Linked DNA regions of Homo sapiens: region 2 is linked to region 1. A link is a contact called in ENCODE Hi-C data. All regions are on one chromosome and are shown on one strand. The core of a region is the stretch at or near the end of the contact, and the rest is flanking DNA. Distances in the headings are between cores, read along the strand shown. Region 1 overlaps PIK3CB (phosphatidylinositol-4,5-bisphosphate 3-kinase catalytic subunit beta). Region 2 overlaps MRAS (muscle RAS oncogene homolog).

Region 1 (3,220 bases), core at 572-3,071:
TGGGCCAGGTGCGCACTATGGGTACTTAAGAAGATAAATGTGGCCCAGCACTTTGGGAGGCTGAGGCAGCTGGATCACTTGAGGTCAGGAGTTTGAGACTAGCCTGGGCAACATGGCGAAACCCTATCTCTACAAAAAGAAATACAAAAATTTGCTGGGCATGGTGGCACTTGCCTGTAATCCCAGCTACTTGGGAGGCTGAGGCATAAGAATCGCTTTAACCTTGGAGGTGGAGGTTGCAGTGAGCCAAGATTAAGCCACTGCAGCACTCCAGCCTGGGTAAGAGAGTGAGAAACTGTCTCAAAAAAAAAAAAAAAAAAAAAAAAAAAGAAAGAAAGAAAGAAGATAAATATGAAACTTAAACTACTCAAAATTCTGCAATTCATTGTATAGTAGAATTTGAGACATCACTAACCTAAACCAGTCCATTTGGCCAACTTCCTAGTATTAGAGAAAAACCTATGTAGAAGTAACTCTGAGGTTCTTGCTATTCAACCTTAATATCTACTTCTTGTCATCACTCTTGTATGATATCTCAATATATTCTATTTCCATTAACAGCATAGCTAGAACGAATTATTTTATAATAAAGTGTGAATATAGACATGCTATTTGTTATTCAAATCTAAATTACTTGTTTTTATAATAACTATGGCTATCAAAACTTATGCAAGTAAAAAAAAAAACTTATGCAAGTAGTACAAGGTGTATCAACAATGGCCAACTAAATCAAAACCATTATGTTTAAAATTCAACTTTAGGCTGGGTGTGATGGCTCACGTCTGTAATCCCAGCACTTTGGGAAACTGAGGCAAGTGGATGAGTTGAGGCCAGGAGTTCAAGACCAGCCTGGCCAACATGGAGAAACCCCCTATCTACTAAAAATACAAAAATTAGCCAGACACGGTGGTGTGCACCTGTAATCCCAGCTACTCAGGAGGCTGAGGCAGGAGAATCACTGGAACCTGGGAGCTGGAGGCTGCAGTGAGCCAAGATCGTACCACTACACTCTCCAGCCTGGGCAACACAGTGAGACTATGTCTCAAAAAATAAATAAATCAGGGTCAGGTGCAGTGGCTCATGCCTGTAATCCCAGTATTTTGGGAAGCTGAAGTGGGCGGATCACTTGAGGTCAGGAGTTCAAGACCAGCCTGGCCAATATGGTGAAACCTCCTCTCTACTAAAAATACAAAAATTAGCCAAGCGTGGTGGCGCACACCTGTAATCACAGCTACTAGGGAGGCTGAGGCAGGAGAATCACTTGAATCTGGAAGGCAGAGGTTGTAGTGAGCCAAGATCATGCCACTGTACTCCAGCCTGGGTGACAGAGTGAGACTCCATCACAAAAAATAAAATAAATAAATAAATAATAACAACAAATAAAATTCAACTTTATTATTTAATAACTGAGGGTCTTTTATGTCACAGTACATAAAATTCATAACAACTTCAGCCACGCATAAAGAAGGAGCAGCTTATTTTACAAGTATATCATTAAAACTGGAAAAAACAAATGTTAAAAATAGAATTAAAAAGTATACCGTAACAAGCATATAAAATATGTCTATCACAAATATAAACAATGTGGCTTGAAATTCCATGAACAAGAGATTTAATTTATAACATGTTTTCATTTTTAAATTCTGCTTCTATGCAAGGAAACCACTAAGACTATGTAGGGAGATGAATTCAAGCATGCAGTTTCCACAGAGGCTGAGACCTTGCTCACAGGAAACTAGGAAGGACCTATGCAGCTTGATGATAAAATTGAGATGGCTGAAACTTACCAAGTTAGCCATCTGTTAAAACCACAGATCACTCTACTTCTCAACAGTTTCAGGAGCTGTACAAACACTGGTGACAAGGCAACCAGATAAAAACTGGGCTAAGCAAACAGGAACTTTTTACAAGTATGTGAAATTTGAAACTTCTTCCATGTCTGTACAGTTGAAAGTTTTCATGCTCCATCTCTAATTGTGTTGATATCCACACTTCCTGGAACAGTGTCCTGAATACCCCATGGACATAAGTCTAATACTTTAAGTGTTTCAACACCTTGTCCTTTTGTAAGTTTATAGTAATAACAAGAACAGCTATGTACAGGGTAAAGTCTTCCTCTCACAATTCATCAATCAAAAAAAAAAAAAAACAGGAGTTAGAATAATTTGTTCATACATATATCATCCTTTTATTGTCTTTAACATCAAGCTGAGGCTCCCAGAAAATATGCAGTGTGGAAAATGGTTATATGATGACAATAAGCAAGTTATGACTAAGTATGGCCTAACAGGCTTTGGCAGAAAATTTGAATTTTACTCATAGTGCAATGAAAAATTATTGAAGGGATTTTAAAAGGGAAATGATGTAATACAATCTACTTCTTTTTTTGAGACAGGGTCTTGCTCTGTTGCCCAGGCTAGGGTGTAGTGGTACAATCAAATCATAGCTCACTGCAACCTCAAATTCCTGGGCTCAAGCAATCCTCCCACCTCGGCCTCTCAAGTAGCTGGGACTACAGTTGCAAGCCACCTTCTAATTTTTTCTAGAGATGGGTCTCACTATGTTGTGCAGGTTAGTCTCAAACTTCTGGGCTTAAGTGATCCTCCCACCTTAGCCTTTCAAAGTGCTGGGTTTTCAGGTGTGAGCCACTGCATCTGGCCACAGTCTACATTTTTAAAATGTCACTTTATCTTCTGTGTATAGAATGTTGGGGGAGATGTAGGAAGGGAAACACGGGGTACAATTTAGATAGTTAATGAAGAAGTCCAGTGAAAAAGAATAGTAGCTTGGACTAGGATGGTAGCCATGAACACAAGGGAAATAGGCAGAGATGTGAGATATATTTCAGGGTTCTATAAAATTCAGAGGATTAATAATATTGATTCCATGTTGTTGTTAAGAATAAATGACCCATAATAAGTGATGAATAAACATTAGCTATTATTACAATCATTAATGGGCTTTTCAAAAGTAAGGGATCAGAAAAAGTTTTTAACATCATGAAAAATCCTAAATATTAAAAACACCTAATGGAAGCCTATGAGAGTTCTTCTGGCAATGCAAATGAATTAGAAAAGAGTAGTTTAACTGGAAATTAGGAATCTGATATAAAAATAGGGTGGGGCAGCCAGGTACGGTGGCTCACACATGTAATCCCAGCACTTTGGGAGGCCGAGGCGGGCGGATCACGAGGTCAGGAGTTCAAGACCAGCTTGGCCAA
Region 2 (2,986 bases), core at 103-2,602, 320 kb before region 1:
GCTCAGCATATCTCACACATTTTATTTCATGCTTAGAGCAATCCTACAAAGTATGAGTCTCCAACTAACCCACTTTACTAATAAGATACTGAGGCCATAGAAGGTAATTTGCCCAAGGTCACTCAACTGGTCAGTAGGAGGAGTATTCAGCACAGAAAATAGTGGGGAAACTTTAAGGAGAACCCCAAGTCTACCTTATACCACCTTCCCACCTCAAAGGGTCACATCCATCATCCTCAAAAGTGAAGACCTAACATCCTAGAATGATCTCCGAGGTGCTTTTTAGTTGAGAAGGCTGGAAAGGAGAGGGGTGTTGTGAATGTCAGCAGTTTGCTCCTTACCCACCAACCAACCAACTTTTCATTCTGCGGTGACTTTTCGTCGTAGCCTGTGAGTGGTTTTAAAAAAATCTTTCTCTGTACCGCATGAGACCAGCTTATTTTGTAGGAGTGTGGTTCATATCTCTTGGCGTCTTGACCTCCCCATCTGCAAAGACATCATTTGATCAGGGTTTTGGGGGGGGCCGGAGAAACATGCCTATCAAGATGAGATAGCACCTTTAGGAATTGGGGGGTTCTCTGGACTCATTCTCCAGCCTTGGAAACCCCTTCTTTGTTTCTAGCTCACACTTGATTCCAAGGGTCCTGTCTGTGCCATTAGTCTCATCTCTTAGTAGGAGAGAGACAGTCCCAAGCCCTGGCTGAGAGAGTTGTCCCTTAGCTCTCTCCATGAGGAAGCCAGCTCTGTGGTGTGTAGGTTGTCTGACCATTGTTCAGAAATGCGTGTTGAACCTCTAGTTCATTCAGTAAGTGTCTGCCCTGTGCCAATGCTGTGCCAGGCTCTGGGAGTACAGAGAAGAACAAGATGCTGTTCCTGCCCTTTTGTGCACAGTAAACACTTAGAAAATTCTAGGCATCATTGTGGCGTCTGTGGCAGGAACTTCAGGGCTCAAAGCGCAGGTGGAGGCAGTGCCTGGTGCTGACCCATGAGGAGGTTTGTGCTCTCCTGGGGGTCTTAGGTGTGCACAGAGGCTGCAGTGTGACCACAGGACACATTGGGGGACCACAAACCTGGTTGGGGGTGACAGTAGAGTATAAGGGGCTGCGGCACGGGTGTGGCTGGAGAGGTCAGCAGTGGCAGCCAGCGACAGGCATTGAATGTCCTGTGAGGGGGCCTGGACTTTCCTCCTCAGCATTGTGGGGCACTGAAAGGGTTTTCACAAGGGGCCCAGTCTGATGTTTGTGTGAAATGAGTAGTCTAGCCCTGTTCCATTGTGTCCTAATTAGAAGGAAACCCCAAGTGGGAAGGGAACCCCGGCTTGGCTCCCTGTGGTCTCTGAGGGTTCAACCTCTGAGAGCAGGGTGCTGTCAAAAGGAGGGGGCCCCCACTGGCCATTTCCTGCCAGCTGCCTTGGCAAGCAGAGGGCATTTTTTAAGGAGTCCCCAAGTGATTTGGCTGTGGGTGGTCTGAGTGCCGACTCAAAGGTTCATTCATGTACTCCAGCATATTTACTAGTGTATTTCTTATCTTGTTTTCTTTTGAGAAGAAAATAAAGACAAACGGTTTTCCTTTTCAATACCTTCCCACCCACTTAGTATTTTTTAGTTATGTCGCTGCCAGCAGAGAATGGGAGCTTTAAGAACAGCCAAACACCGACCGGGAACGGTGGCTCATGCCTGTAATCCCAGCACTTTGGGAGGCCAAGGCAGGCAGGTCACAAGGTCAGGAGAGCAAAATCATCCTGGCCAACATGGTGAAACCTGTCTCTATTGAAAATACAAAAAAATTAGCCAGGCATGGTGGTGGGCGCCTGTAATCCCAGCTACTCGGGAGGCTAAGGCAGGAGAATCTCTTGAACTTGGGAGGCGGAGGCTGCAGTGAGCTGAGACCACGCTACTGCACTCCCGTCTGGGTGACAGTAGCACCCAAAAACAAAACAAAAAGCCAAACACCAGCAAACACCTTTCACCCATAGCCCAGCGTCATTGCCCAGGACAGAGCAGCAGTTGCAGAGGGGCAGTGAGGAGTGAACCCCACGCTCTGCAGCTCTGAGAGGCAAAGGAGAGAGGCCACTGGGCCACCCCTCCCTCCCCATTTCTGTCACCCTGCAACTCCCCTCCGCCCTCTCTCCTTGGCCTGCCTTCACCGTCATGGATTTGGCCATGGAAGAGCTCAGTTAAGTGAAGCCTCAGCCCGTCCCGTGTTGTAGGGAGATGCTGGAACCAGATTCCGGGGCCACAGCTGGAACCTGGTCCTATACTGCCCCAAAGGAGCTGAAATCCCCACTCGAATGAGAGGAAATCAAACATTTTCAGGTGGCTTGAACATTTTATTTTCCTGGGAGCATTTTAATAGTGTTAAACTTTTCCAGTACACAAATATAATGCATGCTTGTTGTAGAAAATTGAAACATTAAGAAAATGAAAATGCCCTGAAATCTGCCTTAGAGACAACCATCTGCTAAAGTTCTTAATGCCTGGATCCACACCTGGCATTAGGATCAGGTGTACTTACTAGCTGTTTTGCAGCCTGTCTTTTTTTCATACATAACAACACACTTTTTCTAGGTTAGTGAATATCTTCCTTTTAAATGACTGCATAGTACTCCATTATATGGATAAACTTTAACTTTTCCCCCCAACATTAAGTTATTTCTATTTTCCCCCATTCTTAACATCTTTCTTCACTTCTCTGATTATCTCCTTAGAATAAATTCTCACATGGGGTAGAGCTGCAGGAGAGGGTATGAATATATTTACGCAAGTGTATTTTCAGTATAGCCTAGGCAGATTTGCACTTTCTCTGCAGTGTAGCAAAGCTTGTACTTCTCCGACACTTTGGGGAAGTCCTAAATGTCAACATCAGGCTTCAGTAACTACAAAGGGTTCTGCAATGACTCTCGACTGTAGCCCCATGCAAATCAGTGTGGCCACATAACCCACATTTGTGTCCAGCCCCCTTTCTGTCAAAATCTAGAACTGAAGAC

What was found. A loop is a pair of places that touch in the nucleus more often than their neighbours do. Pooled maps may share reads with other maps.
Region 2: a loop to region 1 is called in a map with no recorded cell type, with 10 times the contacts of the local background. The contact joins two enhancer-like sites. A Hi-C loop is called at or near these places in 8 of 37 single-sample maps with no recorded cell type and 4 of 50 pooled maps.

Annotation. Positions count from the first base shown.
Region 1 is chr3:138,685,095-138,688,314 of GRCh38, forward strand. The region is part of intron 16 of PIK3CB (phosphatidylinositol-4,5-bisphosphate 3-kinase catalytic subunit beta); the gene reads right to left. Among named protein-coding and RNA genes, the nearest start is that of FAIM, 78 kb to the left of the region's middle. Within about 2 kb of position 1,822, at least 4 of the 41 ENCODE cell types and tissues checked have a DNase peak (open chromatin) inside an H3K27ac peak, as active enhancers do.
Region 2 is chr3:138,368,384-138,371,369 of GRCh38, forward strand. The region is part of intron 1 of MRAS (muscle RAS oncogene homolog); the gene reads left to right. Among named protein-coding and RNA genes, the nearest start is that of MRAS, 21 kb to the left of the region's middle. Within about 2 kb of position 1,353, at least 11 of the 41 ENCODE cell types and tissues checked have a DNase peak (open chromatin) inside an H3K27ac peak, as active enhancers do.